Linked DNA regions of Mus musculus: regions 1 and 2 are each linked to region 3. Evidence: chromatin loops called from intact Hi-C (ENCODE). Cell type or tissue: heart. All regions are shown on one strand. Each heading gives the region's core, and the rest is flanking DNA. Links, peaks and the distances in the headings are about the cores only.

Region 1 (5,826 bases), core at 759-4,758, 66 kb before region 3:
TGGGTTGCAGGTGCAGCTTCTTCCCTAACAAGCCCCAGGCTCTGAGGTTAGCAGTTGACAGATGAGCAGCTCCAGACTCGTGGGAACAGTCTCTGTTCCTGTCACCAGACCCTAGCTTCCCTGTGGCTGTCCCTCACTGCAGCGCCAGAAACTGAGCCCAGAGGGTTAAGTGACTTGCCTTTATTCACTACCAGCCTGGGGAGGAATGGTGTTAATGTCTTTTGGACACTCTAGACATGCCTAGACTGTGCCTTTCCCCTGCCTCCTCCCAGTCTCCTCACACCTATGAAAAGCCAGTCGGCCAGGAGTGTGATGAGGAAGGGCACATATGTGGTGACATCAGGGGTGCACCAGGCAGAGCCCTCGGGTGATCCTCAGATGAGGCATGGAGCCTGGCTTTGCATCCAGCCACACTTACAGCAGCCACTCTGAGTGCCCCTGACTGCCAGGATGACTTGCATACACAGTCCCAAGCCACAGGGCGTGTCTACAGCCAAAGCCTTTGCAGGCGTCCTGTATCAGATTCACTAGATGACACTCTGGAGACAAGGCACCTGGTCCCTCCTAGACAGACAGGAAGCAGAAATACAGGTGAGTCTCCTGCCCAAGGGCACAGAAGGGTCTTCCCATGATGCTCTTTCTATGGTCTCTGTCCTATCCCAGTGCCTCACAGGACACTTGCCATTTGATTCAGGGTCCACTTGGATCCATGGTGGGTTTTTGGCAAGATTATACTTTTTATTACCCCAACAAAGACCCTTTTTTTTAAAATCTGTTCACATTTCAAGGTCCTGGCTCATATAAGATGCTGTTATTCTACATGTTTTACAAATATGAAAATGGGGGGGAGCAAAGGGTTGCTCAGGATTTCAGTGTCAGACAGGAACATCTAAAACAGACTAGGGACACTTAGTGACAGACTGCCTCAAAGCGCGCCCTCTGAAGCTTGGCATTCCCTGACTCCCAGGTGAACGGTGTGGACATGAAGCTGCCTGTGTTGCTGGATGAGGATAGAGTTCAGGCCTTCCGGCATGGCACAGATATGGTAATCGAGACCAAATTTGGCCTGCTCGTGTCCTACGATCTCAAATACAGCGTGCGTGTCAAGGTTCCCCACAACTACTATAAACACATGTGTGGCCTGTGTGGGGACTACAATGATGACCCCAAGAATGACTTCCAGAAGTCCGATGGCTCACAGGCAGCCAGTTCCAATGAGCTGGGAGACTCCTGGGAAAAAGCTGTGCCAGGTTCTTCCTGCACACCGCGGCCTTCCTGCAAACCGGGACAGGCTTGCAGCCCGAAGTGCTACCCAACTCTGGAGAAGAAGTACCGCGGGAAAGAGTTCTGTGGGCTGATCACCAGCCCCACGGGGCCACTGGCTGCCTGCCACAAACTGTTGGACCCCCAGGGTCCCTTGCAAAGCTGTGTCTTTGACCTCTGCCTGGGTGGTGGGAACCAGAGCATTCTCTGCAGCAGCATCCATGCCTACGTGAGCGCCTGCCAGGCGGCTGGGGGCACTGTCAAGCCATGGAGAAACCAGACTTTCTGTCGTAAGTGATGGGACACTGAGGGGTAGGGAGAGGGGAAGCTTGGGAGACAGGAGTAGAACCCCAACACACACCCTGATGTCCTAGTCAGCCCTCCCTCTCTCCCTGGCAGCAATGGAGTGCCCCCCTCACAGCCACTATGAGGTCTGCGCAGACACTTGCTCCCTGGACTGCTCAGCAATCACCACTCCTATGCAGTGCCTGACGCCATGTTCAGAGGGCTGTGAATGTGACACTGACTTCCTGCAGAGTATCACAACCTGTGTGCCCATGGAGAAATGTGGCTGCCACTACAACGGAGTCTACTATGAGGTAGGAACTCAGCCTTCTTGACAGAGCCCCGGACTTCCTCCTGAACCCAGCCCTCACTGCTTGTCGGACCTATAGCCTTCCCACCATTCCATCTTCTGAATACCTCTCTGCCCACATCTGTCCCCTCCCCTCACCCTGACTTGCTACACCTCGTCCAGTCCTTAATTTTCCTCCCTCTGGTCTACCATCCTCGTAGGAGTAGAAAAGACCTTTCCAAATGTCACCATAGGTATTGATGTTTTAAACTCTTTCCCTGGCTCCCAAAGTCAAGACTTACCTTTGTGTGTCACATCTGGACAAAGATGGCTCCCCTATTGTGAATCATACAGCTGGAGTCCTTCTGTTCTGCTAAGATAAAGATCATGGGTAGGAAAGGGAAAGCATTTCAAGTGCTGATCCTGGGCACTTTGTATCCACAGGTATTTGGTAGGGGTCTAACAAGCCAGAGCTGCTAATGTCAGAGCTCTGGTTCAAGAAGTGTCACAGCTCTTACAAAGGCCTAAGAGGCCAAGGCTTCCTTAGCCCTTAGCAGCAGCCAGTGTTACACCATAGGCCTGGGGTACGAGAGTCCTGTGCACGTAAAGTTCTGTGGAATTTTCCCAACAAACAGAGCCTGTTGTTTCTCTTCTGGTTCTTTACAGCCTCCTGCCATTCCTTGACTTCAGTTCTTCATCCTTCCGCCATCCCCTCCATCCTCACCCCAGTTGCTCTTTCCCAATGCTCAGCCGGCCACTCCCCGCCCCTCCTCCTCACTTCACTCTCTTTGTGTTGCCTGCTCAGCCCTCAATACTAAAAAGCTAGCAGGAAAAGACCACCCAGAAGCAGCCTTTCTTTGGGCCTACTGGTAAGGCCATGGAAGGTGGCACAGGGCTCTGTCTCCCAGCTGCCTCAGGAGGTGAGCTGAATAGCATACTTACAGTGCAGGGGTATTGAGACCACACACAGTGCAGGGGTCTTTAGACCTATCTTAGCTTTGCCTGTTCAGCACCAGTCAACAACATTCCCTGCCAGGCCACCAGGGGGAGCACTTCAGCTCCTGCCTAGAAACGCTTGCATCTAGAGTTCGCAGAGATCTGTGATAAAGTCTAGTGAAAACCAAAAGTCTTCTCCACAGATCCATGGATTGCTCAAAACCACGGATGCTGATCTGTGAGCTTAATCTGGCTGGCTCATTTGAGGGACAGTCCTTTGGCTCAAGACAGCCACAGCAACAAGAGAGTCCAGTAGCTGCCAAGTAGGGAATCAAATATCCTTACCGTCCAATATCTTACAGGAAAAGTGAACACGGGGCTTACGCTCTGAGAACAAAGCATTAGTCGTAACAATATGATTATAATAGTTTTTAAGAATTATTTTTATGTTATGTATGAACATCCATGCATGTCTACACACCATGAGTGTTCCTGGTGGGTGTCGTCAAAGAAGCTGTGGACGGAGGGCATCAGATCCTTTAGGGCTGGAGCTTCAGGTGCCTGTGAGATGCCATGGGAGTCCTGAGAATCAAACTCAGGTCCTCTGGGAGAGCAGTCAGGGCTCTTAATGACTGAGCCACCTCTCTAGCCCTGGTTTATAGCAACTAGCCAGTGCCTCGAGGAGAGACGTACCCCATCTTCTGCCCCATGACCACAAAGAGGAGCCTTGTCTGTTATAGCAGCTGTTCACTTCCTCTGCTTCCTCCTTTTGCTCCCCCACACGGAGGACTGCCTTAACGTGTGTGTGTGTGTGTGTGTGTGTGTGTGTGTGTGTGTAGTAATAAAAGCAAATGTGTGGGTGTGTGGCAATGCTCATGGACCTGTGTGATGTACACAGATAGACTTTTGGTTATGAAATCAAATGTGTGATGTCAAGAGATGAGAGAAAGTGTCCGCCATACACCTGTTTGTTGCTTAGCTTGCACAGTTATGATCTGTTCTTGCTTCACCTTCACCCCTTTACAAAGCAGCCTGGATTATTGAAAAGCTGTCTCTCTACTGTCACCTGTGCTTCACACATTGTATTAAGGCAGCTGTACTTGCCACTTTTCCCCCAAGACAGGGTTTCTCTGTGTAGCCCTGGCTGTCCTTGAACTCTCTCTGTAGACCAAGCTATCCTTGAATTCGGAGGTCTACCTGCCTCTGCCTTGCAAGTGCTGGGACTAAAAGGTGTGCACCATCACCACGACCCCGCTCATTGTACTTTATTAGTTCTGTCCTATCATTAAGTATCTACTGTCTGCCAATGAGAAAAATGACACATAAAGAAACTGAGCTGCGTTGTTTAGAGTTTGGGAAGAGCCTGCACCAGAGCCTTTGCCCTGATCCTTCTTCCTTCCTCCTCCCTCCCTCCCTCCCTCCCTTCCTTCCTTCCTTCCTTCCTTCCTTCCTTCCTCCCTCCTGCCTCCCTCCTTCCTTCCTCCCTCCTCCTCCCTCCATCCCTTCCTTCCTTTCTCTTTCTTTCTTTTTTAATGAGATACTTTCTTTATTTACATTTCAAATGTTACTCATTCTTTCTTTTTTGGTGGTCTTGGCATGTGGCCCTAAGTGACTCACTATGTAGTCCAGACTGGCCTCAAACTTTCAACAATCCTCTTGCCTCAGCCTCCCTAGTGATAGGATAATATGCCCGGCATGCTTTGTTTGCATTGACTGTTAAACTCTGCTTCTCCTAAACAGTGAATTTTCTAGAATGAATGGGTGAATGAATGAATGAATGAATGAAGTGGATGGATGGATGGATGGATGGATGGATGATGGATGGATGATGGATGGATGGATGGATGGATGGATGATGGATGGATGGATGGATGGATGGATGATGGATGGATGGATGGATGATGGATGGATGATGGATGGATGGATGGATGATGGATGGATGGATGGATGGATGGATGATGGATGGATGGATGGATGGATGGATGATGGATGGATGGATGATGGATGGATGGATGGATGATGGATGGATGATGGATGGATGGATGGATGGATGGATGGATGGATGGATGGATGAGTTGAGCCCCAAAGCCATGCAGTACCTCAGCCTCACTGGCAATGGACCACACTGCTGCAGTTGCTTTGTATACTCCAGTTCCTTCTGTGCCTGAAACACTGGGAATCGGCCTCCGCCTCTGGTTACTGATAGCATGCTCTCTGTCCCCACAGCCAGAGGAGTCAGTTCTCATTGAAAACTGCCAGCAACATTGTGTGTGCCAACCAGGCAAAGGCATGATGTGCCAGGATCACAGCTGCAAACCAGGACAGGTGTGCGAGCCCTCAGGAGGCGTCCTGACCTGCGTCACCAAAGGTGCTGGGCAGTGTGGCTGGGCTGGTGTGGGGGGACACAGGACACGGGCTGTGTGGCTGGGCTGGTGTAGGGGGACACAGGACACGGGCTGGGAGCTGAGGGTGACAAGCTTCATGGTGAGAGGTTCAGAGGGCTGTGGATTGAGATGCCAGACCTTAGGCTGCGATTCTAGGAGCCAGAGGCAGAGGTCATGCAGGCTGGGTGTCAGGGGGCTTTAAGGCTGCGGGAACCCTGGGGCAAGATTTTGATGGTGGAGGTCAGAGGCCCTTGGAGTACTGCAGGATTGGGCGATCTTTTGTTCTCAAATGCAGTGACAATTACCTAAGTTTGCAGGCCACATGGCCTGGAGTAAAACTTCTCACTGAAAAGCAGATTTATTTACAACTGCAAGCACCAGAAGGTTCTGAGTTCTTGCCCAGGGGCTCATTGGGTTGGACATGGGGCTTCAGAAACCAGCATCGGAGTCCAGGAATCGCTGGGCTAATCAGAGCTCTGAGATTCTAAGGTGGTTGTCCCCAGGGTAGAAGCAGAAACAAAATCAAAGAAGAACCTTGACTATGGTACCGTCCAAGCAGAGGCTCATGATTTTGGAGATGCAGGTCTCAGAAGAGGCGCCCCTCCTTCAAAACTGGGGACACAGTTTTAACCTCAAAACGGTTTCTCAGGAAGGCAACCCTCTCGTGCA
Region 2 (5,826 bases), core at 619-4,618, 88 kb after region 3:
ATAAGATACAATAAATGGATTTTGGAGCCCTTTGTCTCATTTTGGGGTCAGAGATGCTCAACCTCTCTCAGGACATGGTCTTTACATTGCTACCATTAGGAATTTTGAATTATATTTATACCCAGATTGCCCACAGATCCAAAACCACTAGCCCAGCACCACATCCTAGGAGCTATGATGACATCACAAGCCCAGCAGGAATGCTCCACTTTAGAGGCAGCCCATTATCAGTCCTGAACTCAACACTGCCCCTTCCTACCCGTGAGACACCCACCTCCAGCATGCTCTCCCAGCTGCTCTCTCCAGGTTTCAATGACGAGGGAGAAGGTGCCCTGGTTGGACAGAGAAGAACGAAGAGAGGAAGCCGGTGGTCAGGGAAGCTCACTGACCTCCAGAACACAGCACGGAGTCTGGAAGCCAGCTCTGGGACTGAGCTACGGAGCATTCCCAGAAGGAGCTGCCCCGGGAGCCAGGAGCATTTTGGTCTCATTCTGGATACGCCATTGTGCCAAGTGTGTTTGCACATACCTGTAATCCCAGCGCTCAGGAGGCTGAGATAGGAGGGTTTCAAATATGAGGTTAGTTTGGGGTATCTAGCAAGACCCTGTCCAAAAGGACATACTAAGGTGTTCCCATCTACAGGTGAGGAAATAAAATATGGAAAAAGTTCCCAACAATGTCTACATTTCAAATACGGGCCCTGATTCTTTTTGAGATGTGCAGGGTACAGGGATGGGGACCAGGATTCAGTAAGTGACCTGATGTCCCAACCAAAAGAACTAAGGCTGGAAACATGAGAGATTAGGTGACCTCAAGAAAGTGCTTGAGAGGAGCCCCAGGTCCAAAGAAGAGATCTAGAATAAAGACAAAGACCCCAACTCGACTTGCTATTGCACCCCATAACTCCAGCACTTGGGAGATGGGAGTGAGTGAAGACAGGAGGATCAGGAACTCACGACCAGATTTAGCTACATAGTGAACTCAGAGACAGCCAGGCTTGTCTCTAAAAATACAAAACAAAATACAAACAATAACAACAAAACAGGATGAGAAGAGGATTCACTGGGTAAAAAACACTTACTGAAAACCTTAGTCCAACCCCCTGGGTCCCACATGGTAAATAAAGGGCAGAACTGAAATTGTCCACATATCGCTGTAAAGCGTATTCGTGAGTATAACACACACACACACACACACACACACACACACACACACACACACACACACAACCACAAAAAGATGAGAAGCCCAGTTTTAAGACATCCCTGAAGAGAATAGCGGAGGGGGTCTGGGAATGTGGGTTTCGGAGAGGAGGGGGTAGTAAAGGCTCTGGGGCACGGGATGGTGTCGGGAGCTGGGGGGGGACAGAAAGAGGTGGAGGTTGGACTCACCGGCCAAGCATCGCGGAAGGGCACACGTACGAGGCCATCAGGCAGCGGCAGGGCAGCCGCTGACTCTCCGGGGTGCTCCGTATAGACCGGGACGCTCGTGCTCAGTGCTGCGCCCAGGGCGCACAGGGACTCGGTGGCCTCCTGGGAGACTCCGGGCTTCAGGCAGACCCTGAAGAAGAGGCGGCAAGGGCCTCGGGCGTTGCAGGGGGAGCGTGGGGTCCCGAGGCCTGGGCCTGGCCCGAAAGAATGAATTTGTAGCTCGAAGACACCAGCTGGCAGTGCCTGGGACAGAGAGGGCCACAAGGTTAAGGGACCTAGGTATCTGTGTGCCCCATGAAAGTCTCTAAGACCTCCAGGTCTCGGCCCAACCCCATCTGTTCCTTTCCTTTCTGTATCTGACCTGAGGAAGAAGAAAAGCCAGGATCAGCGTCTGGGAAAGCGGAGACACCTGCAGAGAGACCATTGCTTTGGGGGACAGGATGGGGAAATAGTCTCAGGAGTCGCAGCTGCTGGATGCCGGAGTCTTATATTTGAGGGGACGCTCCGCCCCTTCAGGCCAGTCTTTTAGCTACCGGCCGAGAGGGGTCCCAGGGAAAGGGATACAGTAACTCTATGTGGGCGACTTGGTGAGGTTCATCCTGAGTGTGATTGCATGCGCCAATCTGAAAGCGGCAGGGGTTAATTTCTAAGATACTGTGCGTACTGAAGTGGGAGAACGGAAATACAGGTGCATTCCTCTCTATCATGTATGTACTTATGTGAGCTCCTGTCCGCTGTGGAGGACCCTATGAACCCATGAGTGCAGTGAATGCGTCTCCAGCCGGCTGTGTGTGAGGTTGTGTTTCGGAGCCCCACAGAGGAGGCGGTGAGGAAGAATCCTGAGTTCTTTGTGTGGACCCCTGTGTGTTTGTGGAAGACCTCTCGTGTGTATGCATGTGTGTTTCCCCTTCTTAAAACAAAGCCCCCCCTCCGCGAAGCCAGTATCGCCACCAGACGCCAGGCTAGGATCCTGGTCTTGGAGGGGCCTCCCAGCTGTATGTAAATGTCGCCATCTGCCGGGCGGCCGTGCCCCTCCCCCTTGGGCCGCAGCTGGGCCTCCCATTTGGGCTCAGGAAGGTGTGAGAGGCAAACGGACAGGAAATTAGTCTTCAGTCTTCGGGCACCAGGGCCCCACTCTCCACCCCAGATGAATGGAGCTGCTCATCCCACCCCGGGGGGCGAGGAGGTGGGATTTCGCAGGATCCAGGCAAGTAAAACAATTTAGGTGCAGGTGCCCAGGCTAGTGTGCTGAAGTCAGACGGTGAGCAAGGCTGCAGAAACAGAGGAAACCCACTCCCCACCCCCAGTAAATACTAAGTTAATACTCAGAGCTAGTAATTTTAGGGAAAATATAAGTTGCTCCTATATCCACATTTGTCTTGTAGAGGGGAGACGGCTATAGTCCCACTAAATGTTTAGTCGAAAAAGAGGCGTGGGTGGGCATGGCAGACCTGTAATCCCAGCAGTGCAGAAGCAGGACAAACAAGAGAAAGAAGCCAGCCTAGACGACATAAAGCCTTTCTCAAAACCAATACAGGAAAATACCACAAAACCCTACCACACCTGGTTTTGCTTCACCACGAGGCAAGGTGGTATTTCCAGAGCTCTGAATCACAAATAAAGCAGACTTTAAGGGATTTCTGAAAGTCTTAGCTGTTTAGGACTTTGTTACGCACAGAAACAGAGCCCCTGCTAAGGCCTGGGGTGTGAGGAGGATCCTGGAGCAAACACATTGTGAACAGCAAAGGCTGAGGCCCTGGGACGATCATGCCTGCCCGACCAGCCATCCCAGGAGCTTTTCCTCTCACTGTAGACTCTGCTGGCACACACCTTCCAAAGAGGCGCTCCAGATCATTCCATCCGGTCTAAAACAGCATCTTCCAGCTGGTGAGATGACTTAGGCAGGGCACTTTCTGCCAAGCCTGTTTTCACCCGTGGATCCACATGGCCAGGAACTACCCCCACCACTCTTCTCTTACCGGATGCCCATGCCTACTCTGCCCCCAGACATATAAAAATATAAAACAAACAAACACCTCTAAGGCCCCAAACCACTGCTTCTCTCCTCAGTTCTCTTTCCTGTGAACACTCCTTATGCCTGTTAGGTTAGCACTCCGGCTGAGCTACCACCCCAGCCCTTGCCTAGTCTGAGACAGAGTGGCCAGCCCAAAACCCTCCACACTCCTGCCTGCCTGTTTCCCGAATAGCTAGAATTATAGTCTTATGTGTTCCCCTTTTCTCTGCCCCCATTTTTTATCTCTATCCCCCCACAACTGCCTGCCTTACATCTCCCCTGAGGGAACAGTAGGACACTGCTTCCTAGCAGCCTTGTTCACTACTGTCTTGGGGTGTGAGGAGGGGACATGACTATACACACAAACGACTCCACACAGAGAGCCCTGGAGAACAGGGCATTTGGGGTTAAATGCTTCCCGCCTCATCATATGAGCACTGTCTCAGGGCTCCTGCACCTATGTTCAATTCTCTCCTCCAGTGGGAGTGACACGAGACAGGGCTGAGGTAGCAGACTTAAGTCACATTTCAAATCCATTCTAGAAGACTGTAGGGGTACATGTTTATAACCACAGTACTCAAGAGGCTGAGGCAGGAGGGCCAATTAAGTGCAAAGCCAATTTGAGCTACATAGCAAGATCATCTCAGACATGAGGGCCCCTCCCTCAGAGGGCTCTGAGGGACCCCAACTCCAAAAACCACGTTCCCTCCACCCACAACCCATTCCACCCAGGATCCTATCCCTACAGCAAGCTTTGGTCCACTGTTGTTCTTTTAATCCCAGCACTGAAGGGAGAAGAGGCAGGCAGTTCTCTGTGAGTTGGAGTCCAACCTGGTCTACTGAAAGAATTCCAGGCAGCAAGTTATACAGTGAAACCTGTCCTGGAAGAAGGAAAAAAGAGAAGGGAGTCCTCAAAATCTGCTGGGAGCACCCCTCTGTATTGCCTAGTACTCTGGGCTGAGAGCTTTGGCTGCTGGGAGCACCCCTCTGTATTGCCTAGTACTCTGGGCTGAGTTTTGGTTTTACTTGTAACTCTTTGTATAGTGTCTTGCTACATAACCAGTTTTGCTTCAAACTTGACAGTTCTCCTGTGTCTTAAAAGCTGAAATTACAGCCCTGTGGCACACCAACCCTTCCCCCCATGGTACCACCAAAGGCACTTTAAACAACCTAGAATGCAGTCTCATCTGACCCATGTCTTCAAACTGCCAAAAAAGCATTAATTTTTGGTTTTACGCAGGCTAATACTAGATGCTGGCTGGAGCAGGGGCTTGGGTCAGATGCTCCACCCTACCTCAGACAGGAAGAAACTAAGGCCTTAAGTCTTTTTTTTTTTTTTTTTTTTGATTGAGACAGGGTTTCTCTGTGTGACCCTGGCTGTCCTGGAACTCACTCTGTAGACCAGGCTGGCCTCGAACTCAGAAATTCACCTGCCTCTGCCTCCCAAGTGCTGGGATCAAAGGCGTGCGCCACCACTGCTTTGCCTTAAGACCTTAAGTCTTAAGTACCTTGCAGTAGCTTGCCAAAAGTTTGCGTGGCTACTACACAAGAGCCTATCAATTTGTGAACTATTTTGGGTGGGCTGGAGAGATGGCTCAGCAGTTAAGAACACTGGCTGCACTTGCAGAGGACATAGGTTCAATTTCCAGCACCCTCATAGCAGCTCCCTCACAACCTTGGGGGATTCCAAGCCCTCTTCTGGCCTCCATGAGTTCTAGAATAAGCACACGGTGCATTGACAAAGCACATATATACACATTATAAAAACGAATGGACTATCATTGGGGCTGGAGAGATGGCTCAGGTCAACAGCACTGATTGCTATTCCAGAGGACCTGAGTTCAATTCTAGCACCCACATAGTGGCTCAAAACTGTAACTCCAGGTCTAGGGGATCCCACACCCTCACAAAGAAATACATACAGGCAAAACACCAATAAATATAAAGAAAAATAAATTAATTAAAAAACCCTATTAGTGAGCCGGGCGTGGTGGTGCACGCCTTTAGTTCCAGCGCTTGGAAGCAGAGGCAGGTGGACCTCTTGAGATCACGGTTAGCAAGCTCTACGCAGCGAGACCATGTCTCCAAAAAGACAAAGCAATCGTATTTCTGGCTTCTATGAGGTGTGGCTGACCGCACAGCTCCAGAACCACATTCCCACAGAGCCACACACGGCAGCTAGGCTGACAGCCCTCGAGGCGGCTCCCCAGAGGCCAGACTTCTCTTTATTTCTACAGCACACAAGGAGTCCAGAGCCAGAGAAAGAGGGAGGGAGAGAGAGAGAGGGGCTTTTCTTTGCCAACTCATAGAGTATATGGGAAGACATGTGCAGCAGAAACCCAGGTTTTCAGTTTCAGGCTGGCAGGAGCCCCACTCCAACGA
Region 3 (5,826 bases), core at 903-4,902:
ATGCCGCCACAAGATCCAGCTCTAAGGCATTTTCTCAATTAGTGATCAAGGGTGGTAGGACCCATTATGTGTGGTACCATCTCTGGGATGGTAATCTTGGTTCTATAAGAGAGCAGGCTGAGCAAGGCAGGGGAAGCAAGCCAGTAAGTCACATCCCTCCATGGCCTCTGCATCAGCTCCTGCTTCCTGACCTGCTTGAGTTCCAGTCCTGACTTCCTCTGGTGATCAACAGCAACATGGAAGTGTAAGCTGAATAAACCCTTTCCTCCCCAACTTGCTTCTTGGTCATGTTTGTGTAGGAATAGAAACCCTGACTAAGAAAAAACCCTAAGACTCATTGAACCAGTCACTGCCAGCTCCCAACCCCCAAACCACATACCCGTGTCTCTGTGTGGATCTCCCTTCCTCTGCACATTTCACCTTGGTGAAATCACACAGTTTATAGCTACAACATAAAATCCGATGAGTTTTTATATATGACACTTGCCAAACCATAACCACAATGAAAACCATGACGTCATCCATGGACATCTAAGAACTTTCAGGACCTAAAGATTTATATGTAGGTATTTACCCAAGGAGTGGAAACAGGAGCTCCCCAACTCCTGATTCTGTTTGTTGAACTGTCACACACACACACACACACACACACACACACACACACACTATGGAGAGCGCTGCTAGTACAGGGGTCCTTTCTAATCCCATCATAGAGAAAAGATGTGAACAACCAAGCTCTAGTTCAAGTTCAAGAGCAATGAGCTAATGGTTCATTCTTGAAAAACTTCTGCAATCTTCTACAGCTCATGGTTCATTGTGGGGAAACTACAAGAGGTCAAATTTCAGACATTTTTTTTCCGTTCTTCACCCCCCCACACACACACATCCCCATGGCTCTAAGGATGGAACCCAGAACCTTGTATATAAGCAAGTACTCTCACTGAGCCACGCCCCCAGCCCCTCCCTGGGGGATTCTAGGCAGGGGCTCTACCGAGAACAGAAGGATCATGAATTGGATGCCAGACTGGACTACACAGTATGAATCCATCCGAAGAAGTGCAGGGCAGAGCCAACATAGTCTGCAAACCTCCCAGCCTGCCCCTGGCCAGGAAGCAACATCATCCAGCTGGGAAGAGTGGAAATTGAAGCTTAGTTGTCCTGTTATCAAAAATACCTTTAGGAATCCTTCAGGATTTTTCTTTCCAATAAGCGGGGTTGGCTAGGGCCTTGGACAGGAACACCTATTGCTGGGATGGGACATCTTCTGAGGGGTCCATTTGCCTCCAGCCTCCATAAGGATGGAGAGTATATGATGCCATTGACAATCTCATGACATGCTCCCTCCCTCCCTCTTTCCCTCTCTCCCTTTGCCTTCCCCTGTGTGTGAGTGGGGGAAAGCATGTGTCATGGTTCCCTAGAGTCACAGAACTTATGGGAAGTCTCTATATAGTAAAGGAATTTGTGAATGACTTATAGTCTGCAGTCCAACTCCCAACAATGGTCAGCAGCAGCTGTGAATGGAAGTCCAAGGATCTAGCAATCGCTCAGTCCCACAAGGCAAGCAGGCAAAGGAGAGAGTAAATCTACCTTCCTCCAATGGCTTCCATAGGTCTCCAGCAGAAGGTGTGGCCCAGATTAAAGGTGTGTGCCACCATACTTTGTCCCAGATGACCTTGAACTCAGAGATTTCCCTGTCTTAATCTTCTAGGATTAATAGCCACTATGCCTCAAGATCTCCATGCCAAGGATTAATAGCCACTATGCCTCAAGATCTCCATGCCAAGATCCAGGTCAGAAATTTGTATCTCCCAGCCTCCAGATTAGGATCACAGTTGAGCCTTCCAATTCTGGATTGTAGATCATTCCAGATATAGTCGAGTTGACAACCAGGAAGAGCCACTGCAGCGTGCATGCACACATGCAGCATGCATGCACACATGCATGGTGGGCAGCTGGAGAACATATATGCACATGCAAGTGTAGGCTGGGGCTCAGCATTGAGTGCCATCTTTAACAGCTCTCTCCCTGAACCTAGAGGGTCACCAGCTCAGCTAGCCTAGCTTGCCAGTAGGCCCCAAAGGTCCCCCTATCTCCACCTCCCCAGCTATGGTGCAAACCATAGGTGCAAACTACACCTGGGAATCCAGTCTCACATGTTCATGCCTGCAGAACAAACTTTACCAAGAGACCCATTTCTCAGACCCACTTGTGGTATTTTGTTGTCTGCTATTTTGAGTGGTGAATAGGACCCAAAGCCAGGCGCCACCACTGAGCTCCATCTCCGACCTTTCATTTTGCTTGGTTGCTTACTTGTTTCTTTTTGAGACTCTGTAGCCCTGGCTTTTCTGCCTGGAACTTGTCGTGGTGAGTCTTCTGCCTCAGCCATCCAAGTGCTGAGATTACATACAAGCACCACCACACCTCGCCGCTCCCAGCCCTTGCTTGGTGTGTGGGTCTTGTTTTGATTTAGGTTTATTTGTGTGCATGAGAGTTACAAACGCTTGTAAACTCTTGTGTGTGTGTGTGTGTGTGTGTGTGTGTGTGTGTGTGTGTGTGCGCGCGCGCGCGCGCTGGGAATCCCACCAGGGACCTCTGCAAGGGCAGGCGATGCTCTTAATCGCTGAGCCATGTCTCCAGCCAGAAGAAACATGATGGGGCTTTGTAGCTCAGGTTGGCCTCAAACCGGTGATACCCCCTCCTCCTCCCTGGGCTGGGATTACCGCCGTACGCCAGTCAGTTATGGCTCCTCACCCCACCATGCTTAAGGGTGCCAAACGACCCACAGCCACCTAGCCATCTCCTTCACGGCCCTTTGACTCTTTCAGAGTGCATGCTTCCTAGTCCCCTGTTGCCCTTTGTCGCCTCCCGGCGGCTGCTTTGCACACTGCAGATTTTCTAGCCCCAGTCACTTCCCAAAGCGGGCTAAGGAATCAGGACCAGGGCTAAGGATATAGGTTGCTCCTGACCCTGGTGAACCCAGAAGAAGCACCATTAGCCAAGAAAATCTGTTACTCAAGGTGAAACCAACATCTAGGATGAGAAAAGTGTTCAGAGTACAGAGGAGTCGGGAGTCACAGAAACCAGGAGCCACTGACGTCAACAACTCACCTGCCATGCCTGGAAACACACACCCAGGAACAGACATTTCTGGGAGACTGGGCTCATATTTGGCCCTGTGCTGACAGTGGCAAGGAGCCCAAACAGAGCGACAAAACCGGGCATCGTGGTGTCTGCCTATAATGCCAATATTTTTCAGGTGGAAGCAAGAAAGTTAGTTTGAGACCAGCCTGGGCTACATGCTACCCTATCTCAAAATCCAATAGCCAGGCACTGAAGTGCACACTACTAGTCCCAGCACTCGAGAGACAACGGCAGAGGATTCTCTGTGCATTCCAAGCCAGCCTGGTCTACGTACAGAGTGGACAAGCCAGGGCTACATGAGACCCCCAATATGTATCTATGAGCGGGAAGACGCTGGGTCACTGAGCTCTGCAAACTGGACATGGGAGTGTCCCTTTGGCACAGACCTTGGCAACGACAACTAATCCCAAAGAGAATAATGGTGGGAGCAGGAAGTTAGAATGCTTCCCCAACAGCCTGCGGGCACAGGTCAGCTGTGGCTGGGATCCAGAGTCAGTATAATGACAAAGCCCCAGGAGACCCAAGAGATCTTTCACTTGGAAAAACTGAAGCCCATGAGGATTCACCTCAGACAAAAGCTCTGACAGCTGCTATTTCCTGTGTGTATGTGTGTCTCCTTGTGTGTCCATGTGTTCTGGTGTCCACAGAGGCCATGTGCCACGCACTCCGATCGAGTCAGCTTGACAGGCCGAGAGGCTTAGAAGCTACTCACGAGGCAAAGAGTTTCATGGAAACTCACCTCCTGGAGTCTGGCGTCCTCTCTAACCCATACATTAATATTCCATTCCCGCATTAGTCTGGTGTATGGATCAACGTGCTCTCTTTTAGTATTATCTTATTATAAGTGCCTTTTAAGATTGAATTCTGACATAGCTAAGCCTTCACCAGTGTTCCAACAGTCCTAGAACGTCCTTGAGCTAGACCATGGGCTTGGAATTCAGTAAGAATGTTGCCTATTCAGTGACATTCAGAATTGCCTCTGGCATTACACTATCACTTTGAATAAAAGCTAAGTCACTGCCCTACACAGGAATTTACCATCTTCTAGGAAGAAGGAAGTTTGAGACCTAAAGAGGAACCAGAGTAGATACTTAGAACTTTAGATAGCTGAGTTACACCCATACACACGCATTTACAATGGCCTAGGGGGAAGGTGGACTATACAATAGACTAAAATAGGAACTATGGCAAGGGCATGAAGCCCTTGACCCTGGCTTCTAAGATTAAGTGAATCTTAGGTGGAGCTCTTTTTGATCCCAGTTGTTAACAATGAATTCTATCCCAGGTGGTTCCTGTTAGAATTTCTGTGTTTGTATTCCTCTGTTTTGTGTAAGAATCCAGTAACCTCTTTGTACCTTGCTGGTGTGTCACCCAACTTCCTGATTTTCTTCTGTATAAAAAGTTTGATGCTCAATTTGACAAATTACATTCAGATTCTATACAACCTCTCCTGTGTGCATCTGTCTGTCATTCAATCCAACGCTCTGCCCACCTGTGACTAGAGACCCATTCCATGCAGACAAAGGGGCCCAGAGGGTCTGTGGCAGCCATTGGATCCCCTGTGATTAAATTTACAAGCAACTGTGAGCCACCATGTATATGCTGGGATCCAAACCTTGGTCCTCCTCTAGAGCTGTAAGGGCTCTTAATCCGTGAGACATCTCACTAGCCCAAAACTAATTTTTTAAAAAATTGTTTTAATAAAGATGTTATTTATTTTATGTATGCGAGTACCCCATCACTGTGTACTCAGACACACCAGAAGAGGGCATCAGATCCCATTACAGATGGTTGTGAGCCACCATGTGGTTACTGGGAATTGAACTCAGGACCTCTGGAAGAATAGTCAGTGCTCTTAACCACTGAGCCATCTCTCCAGCCCATCCCAAACTGGATTTTTGTTTTGGCTTTTTTGACAGGGTTTCTCTGTGTAGCCCTAGCTGTTCCAAACCTTGGCTCTGTAAACAAGCTTTCCTTCAAATTCACAGAGATCCACTTGCCTCTGCCTTCCAAGTGCTGAGACTAAAGGTTTCTCTGTGAACCCCTGGTTGCCCTGGAACTTGCTCTGTAGACCAGGCTGCCCTTAAACTCAGAGATTTGCCTGCCTCTGCCTCCTGAGTGCTGGGATTAAACATGTACACCACCATAGCCTGGCAAGTTGTAGACTTTTTGAGACAGGGTCTCACTATGTAGCCCTGGCTGGCCTGGAATTCACTATGTAGACCAGGCTGCCCTGAAACTCAGCGATCAGAGGGCCTCTGCCTCCAATATGTTAGGATTAAGGGTGTGTGCCACCCTTTGCCCAAATGTATTTGTGTACACTAAGTGTGTAGTTAATGTCATCTGTAACCTCGTGTTTTTCCACCTGTTCTCTCTGTTCCCAAAAATAACGACTCTGAGACTTAATATTTCATGACTAATTGCCTAGGCCAAAGCCCTGGGTCACCCCCTGACTAGCTCATATCTATCACCCCATTATTCTTTTCTAAGATCTGCCATGCACCTGATCACCTGGTCCTCCCTTTCATGTGACTGCAGTCCTCCAGTGTCTGAGGGCCAATTCCTTTTGTGTTTCACTCTATTCAGAGAAATCCTCTTTGGAACTTCCATCTCCTATGTTCTGCCTAAGCTAATAGGCCAACACTATTTTATTGACAGGTGATACTCTGTACAAGAAATTCTCTC

Evidence for each region. Peaks named below come from ENCODE experiments on the same cell type or tissue, not always from the same donor. Only the 100,000 strongest peaks of a DNase experiment are listed, where the experiment ranks them.
Region 1: a loop joins it to region 3, with 10 times the contacts of the local background. A loop is called at or near these places in 18 of 42 quality-filtered maps.
Region 2: it touches region 3 in a loop (6-fold over the local background); 11 of 42 quality-filtered maps call a loop at or near these places.

Annotation. Positions count from the first base shown.
Region 1 is chr7:28,145,654-28,151,479 of GRCm38, forward strand. 9530053A07Rik (RIKEN cDNA 9530053A07 gene) reads left to right here. Exons shown (of 20, transcript NM_001164655.1): 8 at 968-1,553; 9 at 1,663-1,862; 10 at 5,000-5,141. Gm38976 (a long non-coding RNA gene) reads right to left here and starts at 2,849. Exons shown (of 3, transcript XR_881918.1): 1 at 2,780-2,849; 2 at 2,140-2,210; 3 at 442-564. It also overlaps the pseudogene Gm21925. In heart, for the core only: a CTCF peak has its summit at 2,874 (motif pointing right); no DNase peak of the experiment used is centred there; H3K27me3 peaks cover 1,084 bases.
Region 2 is chr7:28,299,893-28,305,718 of GRCm38, forward strand. Dll3 (delta like canonical Notch ligand 3) reads right to left here and starts at 1,893. Exons shown (of 9, transcript NM_007866.2): 1 at 1,792-1,893; 2 at 1,392-1,673; 3 at 275-332. The coding sequence starts at 1,854. It also overlaps a transcript of Timm50 not described here. In heart, for the core only: a CTCF peak has its summit at 2,462 (motif pointing left); a DNase peak (open chromatin) is centred at 2,532; H3K4me3 peaks cover 1,574 bases; H3K27ac peaks cover 454 bases; H3K27me3 peaks cover 3,447 bases.
Region 3 is chr7:28,211,484-28,217,309 of GRCm38, forward strand. No RefSeq gene overlaps it. Among named protein-coding and RNA genes, the nearest start is that of Dyrk1b, 34 kb to the left of the region's middle. In heart, for the core only: a CTCF peak has its summit at 2,862; no DNase peak of the experiment used is centred there; H3K27me3 peaks cover 359 bases.